Regions from separate parts of the Homo sapiens genome. Here region 2 is linked to region 1. The links are chromatin contacts, found by Hi-C or POLR2A ChIA-PET in ENCODE. All regions are on one chromosome and are shown on one strand. Each heading gives the region's core, a stretch centred on a gene start or an enhancer-like site at or near the end of the contact. The rest is flanking DNA. Distances are from core to core; before and after follow the strand shown. Region 1 overlaps LOC102724877. Region 2 has its middle 57 kb from the start of LINC02026.

The links. A loop is a pair of places that touch in the nucleus more often than their neighbours do. ChIA-PET counts read pairs that join two places held with the same protein, here RNA polymerase II (POLR2A). Pooled maps may share reads with other maps.
Region 2: a map of PC-9 shows a loop between it and region 1 (9-fold over the local background). The contact joins two enhancer-like sites. A Hi-C loop is called at or near these places in 1 of 168 maps with a recorded cell type or tissue (PC-9) and 1 of 50 pooled maps. POLR2A ChIA-PET finds 5 or more read pairs at or near these places in 5 of 52 experiments (Caco-2, HEK293T, MCF 10A and 2 more).

Annotation. Positions count from the first base shown.
Region 1 is chr3:194,087,217-194,093,255 of GRCh38, forward strand. It overlaps LOC102724877, which reads left to right. Exons shown (of 6, transcript XR_002959666.2): 4 at 4,291-4,430. Among named protein-coding and RNA genes, the nearest start is that of LINC02028, 19 kb to the left of the region's middle. Within about 2 kb of position 2,440, at least 15 of the 41 ENCODE cell types and tissues checked have a DNase peak (open chromatin) inside an H3K27ac peak, as active enhancers do; they include PC-3, where a contact is called at or near this core.
Region 2 is chr3:193,943,203-193,949,241 of GRCh38, forward strand. No RefSeq gene overlaps it. Among named protein-coding and RNA genes, the nearest start is that of LINC02026, 57 kb to the right of the region's middle. RefSeq lists enhancers at 1-1,487, 308-958. Within about 2 kb of position 3,894, at least 2 of the 41 ENCODE cell types and tissues checked have a DNase peak (open chromatin) inside an H3K27ac peak, as active enhancers do; they include PC-3, where a contact is called at or near this core.

The DNA of each region.
Region 1 (6,039 bases), core at 1,190-3,689:
GGGGAAAGGGGCAAAAGCCCAAGGCCCAGAGAGGCACTCGGCAGAGGAGAGAAACACAGGGTTTATCTCTTGGAGCATTTTACACTAGGACTTAGGCTTATCCAGATGCTAAGAGACTCTGAATTTGGAAGAGAAAAAATACATTTTACCTCATATTTGGGAAGGCCTGCTTCCCAAAGGTCTGCCTCACTCTTGGGGAGGTCCTCTCTGATCTGCTCTGAGCATTAAAAGTAAATTTATGAAAGAATTCCTGGAGAAAAGCCAACTAGGGCGACTTGTTCTGAATCATTAAAGTTTCTGTCTTAAAAGATGATTTCCACAAAGGCCGACTCTATTCTCGTCTCTCAGGTTGGGAAGCTGATGAACTTGTAAGCAGTAAGGGCCCTCTGATGAGATGAACTTTGCTCCCATTGTTCCAAAGAAAGCGAACCTGTGCCCAGGAAGGCGATTGAGGATGGAGGGGCTGGTCCAGGCAGATGTAGCAAAAGGCAATTTTAAAGTTCTTAAGACAATGTGGGCATGCCCAAGATCACAGCCATGCACCCATGCATCCATTCAACAACTGAATGTTTGTGTTGGCCAGAGCCCTGTATTAAATGGCGATTCCCTTCAACCTCGAGAGGGCACGTAAGCCCACAAAGTCCTGGAAAGGAGATACGATGGGAAGCGCAGGAAATTCAGAGAGCCCACGGTGAGTGTGAGTGGACTGACCACGGTGGAGCCATGAAAGCATCTCAATACCAACCCCAGAGGCAAGGCCCAGTGCGTGGTGGTGAAGACAGGTGGTCCAGGACAGCCTGGATGCTCAGAGAACTTCCTGTGGGCCAAGCCCAAAATGGCACAGGCTGAGGCAGCACATCCTGCGTGTCCATCAGGAGAGCAGTTTCCAAGTGGAGCCATGGGGAAGGAGCCAACAGGAAAGGACCCTCTTCTCTGAGGAGCTAGGGACATGGGGAGAGCTCTCCACCTGAGCCTGGGCCAAGAGGAGGGAACGCCTGGCAGGACCCAGTGCCCAGAACAAAGGAGCTTGTGTCAGGGCCTCTGGGATAGGGACCAGGGGAGGCCAGCGGCGTGAGGCCCAGGTGAGACTTGCACTGCACAGTGATCATCTGGACATGCTCTCAAGCACCACAAAGAATTGTCGCCTGATTGCTGGAAAGCAGAGGGCCGGGCTGGGGCAGACCCGAAAGGGGAACCTTGAGAAAAGAAATGGAGGGAGGCAGGAAAACTTTCTTTGCAACAATGGTAGCAAAGTTCATCTCATCGGAAGGGCCTTGTTGCTTACAAGGTCATCAGCTTCCCAACCTAAGAGATGGGGATAGACCTGGCCTTTGTGGAAATCATCTCTTAAGACAGAATCATCAAAAATTCACTCTAGTTGGCCTTTCTCCAGGAATCCCCACACAAATTAACTTTATATGCTCAGAGCCAGTCAGAGAGGACCTCCCCAAGAGCGAGGCAGATGTTTGGGAAGTGAAACCAGAGACTTTGCCTTAAAGGGGACACATTCCCTCCTGCTCCCCACTAATCCTAGAGTCTGCAATAAGCTGTCTGAGATAAGAGGGGCGAAGAAACCAGCCAGAGAAGAGATGCAAAATTCCTTAAAGTTCTTGATCTGTAGTTCTTATCCCAAACGTGTGGCAAAAAAAGAAAGCTACCCACCACCTTTATGCCTTTCTCCCAGTAAAAGACTAATTTCAGCTGGGCAGGGTGGCTCAAGCCTGTAATCCCAGCACTTTGGGAAGCTGAGGTGGGCGGATTGCCTGAGGTCAGGAGATCGAAACCAGCCTGGCTAACATGGTGAAACCCCGTCTCTACTAAAAATACAAAAATTAGGGCATGGTGGCGCACACCTGCAGTCCCAGCTACTCAGGAGGCTGAGGCAGGAGAATCACTTCAACCTGGGAGGCGGAGGTTGCAGTGAGCCGAGATTGCGTCACTTCACTCCAGCCTGGGAGACAGAGTGAAACTCCGTCCCAAAATGAATAAATTAATTAATTAAAATAAAATAAGACTAATTTCAAAAATCCCTCTTAGGTACACAGCAGAGTATAGCATACAAAATGCATTTGGCCCTCTCACCCTGGGTTTCATTCTGCGATTTCCCTATAAGCATTTAGATTTCCTTCTGCATGACCCAAGCTAAGACTGGAAGGGAAGCTTGCCATCAGCTGACAGTGAGGAGTGGCAGGTAGACAGGCCTTAGGAGAAGGGGGAGGTCAGTGTCTTGGGACGTCCGGCCCCAATTCTGACCCCCAAAAGGAGAGCATCAAGGCCCAGAAGCATTCAAGCAGAGGTGAAAGCACACCCCACACCAGCAGCATCTGCCTCACTGCCACCCCCAACCCCAACTTAACCACCCGGTTCTGCTCGGGGCTGAACTGATTAGTCATTCATAATGCTTAAGTCATTAATTCAGGAAGGAAGCCACGCTAGCTGCCTCTTCTCACTGGGAGTTTGCTGCCGTTGCAAAACAGATGAGTAATCAGACATTCCGGGAGCCCTCGTTAAGCCCATTGCCAAGAAAGGTGTCTTGCAGCTCATTTGCTGCGGGGGAAGCCACGCTACAGGCCCTGAGTCACGCTGGATCCAGGGGAGGGCAAGGCCAAACTTGCTGGAGTGCAACATTGCATCACCGAGATCTGCGACGGAGAGGCTTACCCAGCCACCGAGCTCCACTGACCTCACCCACAGCCCCAGCTGGGGCTGACCCTCTGTGGGCTGCTCCGCTGCTTCTGGGGTTCGGGGAGGCTCAAGGGGTCAGAGACAGACATCCTGGGAGGGACACCCGGTACTAGATGGAGTCTTATGTCCCTATATGACAGGTGCTAAAACTGAGGCCCACAAAGGCAGTGACACTTGCCTAGAGTCAAACCTAATTCAAACAGATTTAGGATAGAATTTCATCTCAGTTTTTTTGTCCCCAGCAATTTTCACTGCACCAAATTACATCAATAGGTAATGCAGGTAATGTTAAAGGCTAGACTGTGAATGGCAACGTAGTAAAAACTACCCGACGTCCAGCAGCAGCAAGTACTTTAGAAAATTGTGGTCAAATAAAATGAAATGCTAACCATCCATCTAAAAAAGATTGTTACCACTTTACATTCTGATATGGAGCTGTCTCCAGGATACGCTTTTTATTGCTGTTGTTGTTGTTGTTTGTTTTCTTTCTTTTTTTTTTTTCTTTTGAGATGGAGTTTTGCTCTTGTCACCCAGGCTGGAGTGCAATGGCGTGATCTTGGCTCACTGCAACCTCCGCTTCCCGGGTTCAAGCTATTCTCTGCCTCAGCCTCCCGAGTAGCTGTGATTACAGGCGTGCTCCACCACGCCCAGCTAATTTTTGTATTTTTAGTAGAGATGGGGTTTCGCCATGTTGGCCAGGCTGGTCTCGAACTCCTGACCTCAGGTGATCCACCTGCCTCAGCCTCCCAAAATGCTCTTAAATGGTTTTTAAGAGCAAGAAAGCAACTTATGGAGACAGTACGTATGGTGCACTACTGTGTGAAGGAGGGACACACACACACTCCATAACACCTAGTGTTCCAAAGGAGTGCAAGGGCTGGCACTAGCCATGCGAGTTATTATCAGAGTGCATTTTCCAACCCGTGCCCTGAGTCGAGCTTCCATGAGTGCCTCTAACTTGTGGCCACTGAGCCTGGCCAGCCCCGTTTCCCTGTACCCCTCCTCCACCCCAGTGCATCTCCATGCCTGAGTGTCCAGGTGCTCAGGAACCTCTGCGCAGGCAAAGCTCTGGGAGAGGCCCCTTGGTACCCCCTACTCCCCCTTCCCCTAGTGTCAGACAATGGAGGCCCAGCTTCGAAGCTTGCCTGAGGTCACAAACGGACAGCCCCAGAAAGAAAATGCTTCATGCCTCCGTGTCTTAAAGCTTTCATTCTTTGTGAGTTGTCTGTTCACACATAAAGACCCCTGAGAGGAATCACACCTTGAGCTCAATCAGCCACCACCTCATTATTTACCCACCAGCCTCTCCTTGGGTATTAACTCACACCCAGGGAACAGCAAAGATCTCAGGAGAGGGCCTGATTGCTCACCCACCCTCCAGATGGCTTCAGGGCACAAACTGCTCCCCAGCTCCTACTCCAACCCCAGGGAGGAGGGGCCATCTGAGCTGTATCTGGTCGACCTGTGGTGAGAACAGAGCCTCTGGGTAGGACTGAGTCCTTCCACCATCCCATGAGTCACCTAGAAAAGTTGCTTCAGGAACTCCTAATATCATTTTTCACCTCCCAAGGAGTTCACATCTATGCACACGTTTCCATCTTACAGACCAGGAAACAGGCTCAGAGAGAAGAAGGGAATTATGTACCTCGGTTTAGAGCCAAAGTGTCCTGCCTGCATTCCAGCTGTTTCCATCCATGTCCATGTCAACTGGCATCTGGAACTACTCGTAGCAGCATCCACTCAATGTGAGTTGACTAAATGGAGGAAAATCTACTATGGTGCTTGGAAAAACTGGGACTCTCATGATTTAGGATATAAAGATTTGTCGTCTGTCTGAATGGAAGAAAGAACAGGGCAGTGCTGTGGGGACACTAGGACGTCCTAAGGAAACACACTCACTAATTTAGGGTAATCAATCAGGTAATACTATTTATGGGCTATTAATGATACATGAGGATCACACTCGGCCCAAGTTCTTTGCTTTGTTTCACTCTCTTGCTCTGACACCCTCTCCTAAGTTTCAAGGCTTTTCCCTCCCACCACCCCTCCCAGCCATATCACCACCACCATATTTTAATTCCCCATTTTTCTTTTTTTCTTTCTTTTTTTTTTTTTTTTTTTGAGACAGAGTCTTCCTCTGTCACCCAGGCTGGAGTGCAATGGCACGATCTTGGCTCACTGCAACCTCCGCCTCCTGGATTCAAGTGATTTTCCTGCCTCAGCCTCCTGAGTAGCAGGGATTACCGGCACGCACCACCATGCCTGGCTATTTTTTTTTTTCTGGTTTTTTTTTTTTTTTTTTTTTTTTTTTTGTAGAGGCAGGGTTTCATTCAGCATGTTGGCCAGGCTGGTCTTGAACGCCTGACCTCAGGTGATCTGCCCACCTCGGCCTCCCAAAGTGCTGGGATTACAGTCACTGTGCCAGGCCCTTATTCCCCATTTTTCTGTCCACCCTCCCTTTGTCACCATCGCAAACGTCTCCCAGGACGGACTGGGCTTGCCTTCATATTGACCACGCATGTTTATGCTGGGACACTCTTTCCTTTTTGAGGTTCTTCCCTCTTATTGATGTGCTTATTAATTAATCAGATGTTTACTGAACACCTGCATGCAAGACCCTTTCCTAGCGTCACTGCGTATGAATAATCATTGAAAATTACACAGAGTTTGGTATATGTCTCGTAAGAACTAAAGAGGAAAAGTTACTCTATAGAATCCTAAAATGAAATAACTTCTAAGCAACAAGATAGCAGTAAAAAGCTTGAGTTTTTATTAATGTATTATTATTATTTATTAATTATATTCCTCTGTCTGAAATCTTCCCTCAGTCACCAGGGTGGAATCGATAAATGGCAACATTTTCCTCTCTGATGTTTTTTAACTGCATTAAAAGGCATGGAGTTTTAATTTCACATGCATTTGTTTCTGGGTCTTGGGTCGTTTTTTTTTTTTTTCTTCTTCCTCAAAGCAGATAAATGAGGTTCCAAACTTCAGATAATAAGGCTTAACAGTGAGGCGCTTTTTAAAAAGTGAATCATTTCTCAGTTCTCCTTTGCTAACCTCTCTTGGTAACATTAATTATGAGTTTGTGCACTGTGCCCCAAGGCGAGCTCGGCTTTCCCAGGACAATTAAAGTTACTTAATTATTAAAAACTGTGTGTGCTGCTGCCCAGAGAGAAAGAGGCGGCCAGGCCTGGCTCCCGCAGCCCCTCACAGGAGTGACTGGACACTGTGGGAACCGGCCCCTTTCCCTCACCATTGTCATTCTTTCAGTATAATCTATGAAAATCCCCCCCACCGCCGCGGCCTCTCCCACCTCTGCATGAGTGATTTAGAGACTGCCCACCACTGAGT
Region 2 (6,039 bases), core at 2,644-5,143, 140 kb before region 1:
AACCCCCTGGCTTTCCCTGGCTTTCCCTGGCTTTGCCCTCGGCCCTTGGTCCCTCCTCCTACCCTGTTTTCAGCCCATTTCTCTAGGCATGCACCAGTGGCCAGGACTACCACGTTGCCTGACACCTCGGCTCGGTGCCTCGCCTGTGGGCCACTTTGGGCCGGAGCTACTGATGGGAGCTGATTCAAGAGCCTGGCCCAGCCCTGTGGCTTTGATGGGCTTTCATCCTCCCGCCTGCGCTCCTTGGCTGGACGCCTGGGGAGCTGCATAGCCTTGCCCCGGGCTATCTGCTTTCAGTGGGAGAGGTCCTTCTCTCTGAATACAGGAGGACCCGGAGGTGAGGAGGTGAGACTTGGGCACTCTCGTCTCTGCAGCCTGAGAGCTGAGCCTGCGCCAAAGCCATCTGCCTTCACCCAGCTTTCCCAAGGAGCAGACAAGATAAAGGACAGACGGAATGAACACTGAACAACTTGTTAATGATTTTATTGCAGGTTAAATCAAATGTCTCCAGTAAAACTACAGGAGAACTGCTTTAACCTTACCCTGCTGTAAATATGTATTAACTCAATTACTATCAGCAATTAAGGCCTAGTTTGGGAACACTGGTCTGAGACAAAAAAGACATTATCATCCTGGGAAATGAATCCAGAATAAAAGGAATTTATTCCACCTGAGCTAATGAGCAGCTGTATGGGGATGGAAATGAAGGCCTTTGCCTCGGAATTGCTTTTGACCGTTCATACAGGGAGAGGAGAAAAGGTTCGCCTTTACGTAAAGCTCTTGGAAGCACATTAGGGACATTGTTACAATGCAAATGAGGAAGACCGTTGTGTTTGGGTGGTTTATGGGTTTAGTAAAAGGAGTAACATTTCAATTAGTGGGGAAGGAATGAGAACCTGCCTCAAAGAGGCTTAATTGGCAACTTGGCTTTCCCAGGGGGCTTTGAAGTAGCATCAGAGAAGGAAAGTTTTCAGAGATGGGTGGAGAATAGAGCAACTATAGGGCCCTTGCTGTGCCTGTGAGAGGGCAGATGGGGTGCTCAGAAGGTAAAACCCACAGCACTACACAAATCCCAGCCCCGCGCGAGCGCCCGCTCCAGTCTTCCGGGCTTCTGAGTGGTTTTCTCCACGCCGCTTCTCCCAGCTCCCCCCTGAGAGCGTCAGGACCCAGCCGTTTCTAAAGCAGGCAGCCTCCACGAAGCCATCTCGCTTCAAAGGCTGCAGCCCTAACCTCACCAGTGTGGAATTCCTTTTTTCCTTCTCAAGAGCCCCTGTTGCTGGGTCTCGAAGTTTAGTCCAGCAAACTGGGGAATTCAACTCCTAATTGCAGTGAGTTATGGGGGAGGGTGCAATATTGCATACAAATGTGTATTTTCTGTGCATGTGTGTTCAAGGACTACAAAGTCTGAAGACTGAGGATTCAAGTATGATCGTACCTTAGGGCAAGGGATTGCACAGGTGACTCGTCAAGGTGGGGCTCTCAGATTTCACAAGTCGCAAAGGCATCCAGATCGACATTATCCTACGGTCTCGTCTTTCCTAGCCGTGGCATCCTCATGAGGTCTTTGTCATGTAATTCATGCTCACAAGTCACTCAAATCTTCATGCATCTTGACTGATTTGAGGTTTTACTTCTTAATTCAGTCATTCACAGGGTATGGCAAACTTTTTGTTTTCTAACATGGAGGAACTCTCCAAAGGAAATGTTACAGATAATATGCCAAGATAATCGTTTGCAATGAAGTCTGGAAGAAAATTCAGCTAACCCTGTGTTTTAGCTGCAAGAGAGCAATCTGACCAGGGGTTTGGAGAGCTGTCCAAACCAAGCCTCTAAGTGGTATGCTGGTCTTTCTGAGCTTGAGAAAAAAAGAATGAAGAACTTCCAAGTGACTCCACCAGTCCCTCGGTTCTCTTGATGTTGACTTTGGGGAGAACGAGTTCAACACCCTTCCCATATGCGCATCTGTGAACGTGGATTGGATTTTGCTTGAGATCTTAGCACTGAACCCTGAACTAAAGGAGGCACTATGCCTCCATCTGAAGCAATCAGTCCCCAAAGCACAGGACTCTGAGCCAGGCTCTCTCCCTTCATCCTCCCCTCTCCTGCGGGTGGCTTCTCCTGGAACACTGGCTCATATCTCTGGAGCCTGTGGTTTGGGGATTGCCATTAGCCAACTACAACAGAGCCTGGAGAGTTTACTTTGGGTCTAAAATGGGAACTGGACCCACTCTCTGAGTAATGCTCATCACTCAGCAGGTCTCAGCCGGTGGCCTACAACTTTACAATTGACCCCTCTTCCCACCACCGTGGGTTGCTGTGTAGAGCAATCACTTCCCTCCTAAGCCTCATCTCCTGCTGCCTCCTCAAAGTTGCGATGGTTAGAAAACATGGCATCTGTATGCACCCTGCACGTTCTTGCATGCCAGGAAAGCTGAGCCACCATGCAGTCGCATGGCATGTCCGATCCGTCATGCCACTGTGAGGAAACAGGACGAGGACCAGAAAATCAGCACAGCAACATAAGTTCCTGACTGCTGCTGTGAGTGGACCGGAGATGCTGCACCAGTGACCCAGTCACTGCAGCAACTAGAAGCTGGGATTGACTGGATGCCTTGGGACAGCACAGAATCCATTTCAAGTGCTGAAAAGGACCTTAATAATATTCTAACCAACATACGGATGGGAAACGGAGGCCCGGAGAGGGAAGATTCCTACCCGGGTGCCTGCAGGGAGAGAAGGGCAGAGCTGAGACCCAAACCCAGGTGGGGGTACTGAGGCCAGTGCCCCCTTCTAATATGACTGAATCTCAGCTTCACTTTCCAGTGTGTTTTTGCCTTGGCGAGGGTGGAAATGAGTTTCCAAAACTCTGCAAAGAGAGAGGTATGCGGAGGGGCCAGACAAAGCCCGTGAGCATTTACCATAGATCTCTCTAAAATGGATAATCAATCAAGACGTTGTTGTATACTCTTGCCTCCTTGAGGGAGCATCTTGTGTACTTTCTCCTTGTTCCTCAGACCCCTTCACTATAACCAAGGTTGCCTCTGTGGTGAGTTCGTTAACGCTCGGGAGAAAATTCTCACATTAGAGCATTATTTTCAAAATGCACTCTTCAATGTCCAAAATATTTCCATTCCCAATATCTCACAGTCTTTTTTATTTTTTTATTTTTTCTATAATTTCAACTTTTATTTTATATTCAGAGGGTACGTGTGCAGGTTTATTACCTGGGTATATTGCAAGATGGTGAGGTTTGGGGACACAATTAACCCTGTTACCCAGGTACTGAGCATAGTACCCAATAGTTCGTTTTCCAACCCTTGTCCCCCTCTCCCCCTCCAGTAGTCCTCAGTTTCTATTACCGTCTTGATGTCCACGAGTACCCAGTGTTTAGCTCCTACGCCTAAGAAACAATATGCAATATTTGATTATCTGTTCCTGCATTAATTTACTTAGGATAACAGCCTCCAGCTGCATCCATGTTGCTGCAAGGACATGGTTTCACTCTTTTTATGGATGTGTAGTATTCTATGGTGTATATGTACCACATTTTCTTGATCCAATCTACCAGTGGTGGGCACCTAGGTTGATTCCCTGTCTTTGCTATGTGAACAGTGCAGCAATTAACATATGAGTGCATGTTGCATAACCTTTAAAGGCAAAAAGACATGCTCTATTATCCCATTTTTACAAAGAGGAAATGGGTTTTCAAGAGGTAAAGTAACTTGCCAAAAGCCACGCTCCCCACAAGTGGCTCATACAGACCTAAAGCCAAGTCTAGATCGAAGTCCAACACTTTGCAGAATTCTAGCTTCCAGCAGGAAACAACCTGACTTAGACAATACCTCATTATTTACTTCTCCTCTCTGGGGACAATGAAATTAATGTTCCTTTGAAACATGAGAGTTTGGATAGATGACCACATGTACTTGTCACCACCTCCTCTTCTCTCCTACACCTGGTGTACAGGCAAGGCTTTGAAGAATATAGTGAGTCATTGCAGTCCCCCATCCCTCTTTCAAAATTCCCTGCAGCCGATGAGACCGCTGTCCACACTCACAAACTTACCCTCCCCATTGAGAGTCTGGCATCATCGACGTCTCTCTCAGAGCCTGCCTACAGAGGGGCTGGCCATTGTTCTTGGATAGATGGCTAGACCTTTCAGCCTTCTGTTTTAAAGAAACAGGATGTGGCCAGGCGCAGTGGCTCATGCCTGTAATCCCAGCACTTTGGGAGGCTGAGGCGGGCGGATCACCTGAGGTCAGGAATTCGAGACCAGCCTGGCCAACATGGTGAAACCCCATCTCTACTAAAAAATACAAAAATTAGCCGGGTGTGGTGGCAGGCACCTTAACCCCAGCTACTTGGGAGGCAGAGGCAGGAGAATCATTTGAACCTGGGAGGCGGAGGTTGCAGTGAGCCGAGATCAAGCCATTGCACTCAAACCTGGAGGACAAGAGCGAGGAAAAAAAGAACAAGACATGAGAAAACACGTCAGGCAATCTGGGGTTATGCAGAGGCGATAAAGTCTCTTCATCAATTTTGCTACTTGGGAGTTTCTTCTGGAACATATGAGAAAAGAAGTGAATAGCTAAAGGTGGAAAAGATGAGCTAAGCCAGAGTGTTCACTCCCTGGACTAGAGTCTCGCCAGTAAAGTAGATAACAGAAAATATTTCAAAGATGAGACAAGCAGCAAATAAACCACTGAGAGAATAAAAAATGACTTCCTCCCAAATTTCTTCCCCCCTAAAAATACAAAAGATACAAGATATGTGGTTTTTTTTTTTTTTTTTTTTTTTGAGACGGAGTCTGGCTCTGTTGCCAGGCTGGAGGGCAGTGGCGCGATCTCGGCTCACTGAAGCCTCCGCCTCCCAGGTTCAAGCGATTCTCCTGCCTCAGCGTCCTAAGTAGCTGGGACTACAGGCATATGCCACCACACCCAGCTAATTTTTTTGTACTTTTAGTACCTTTGTACTTTTGTACCATGTTGGCCAGGATGGTCTCCATCTCCTGACCTTGTGATCTACCTGCCTCGGCCTTCCAAAGTGCCGAGATTACAGGCATGAGCCACCGCACCCAGCCCTCATGTGTGCTGCTTATATCTGACATAGGAGACATTGAACTCACACTCCGAATCTTGAGATATTAAAAGTTTTAAGAGATAAATGAGTTCCTCTTAGACAATTATACCTTTATGTCTGCCAGACTCAAATGGGATTTTCTGTAGAATCGTATGGTATATGAAAATCTTCTTTTATTGCAGCCGTTGGAGATGTGTGTGAGTATGTGTGTGTGTACATGCATATTATGCATGAAATTTTGTATCTTCGTTCAAGCTGTCACCCATCTCTCATCTGGAAAATGGCAATGGGATTAAAAGTGCCCCTGGCCTTGAGCCAACCTCTGCCAACTGTGTCTAAGATGCACATCTCACCACTTCCTCCCTTTGGCTGACACCTGCCCAGAGCTCCCCATTGTCCACCTGATAGAGTCTACCCTCCATAGACATAAAACCCCCAGTCCTTCTTCAACCCTCCATGCTCATCATTTCCTGCCTCACAGTTTATGTGCCAAGCAACACGGGGCTCTTCCTAGTTTCCTGCCCTGGTGTCTTTTCTCCTCCATAACCTTGCTTATGCTAGCATCTCTTCCAGGACCCAACATGCTTCTCCCACCTGGACCCCTATTCTCCTACAATGCCCTGGGTGTATCTGTAACTAGCACTTAGAATCACCTGTTCTGGTGTCTGTGTCTGCCACTAAACACACAATGTATGAAGAATATCATACATCAAAAACCACCCAAATCTTAAGTATACAACCAGCCAAATGTTTTCAAATTTCAACCAGCACCCAGAACAAAAAGCAGCCACTATATTTTTGAGGTCAGAGGCTGAGTTTTGTTCATCTTTGTAACTTTAGCACCATGACCAGTAGCTGGCATGCAGTATGTATGGTACCAAATGGTTGTGGAATTAATCAATGAATGGTTATTTCACTGTCTTTTCCTTCTGTTTCACTCATTTACGTTTTCTAACTATT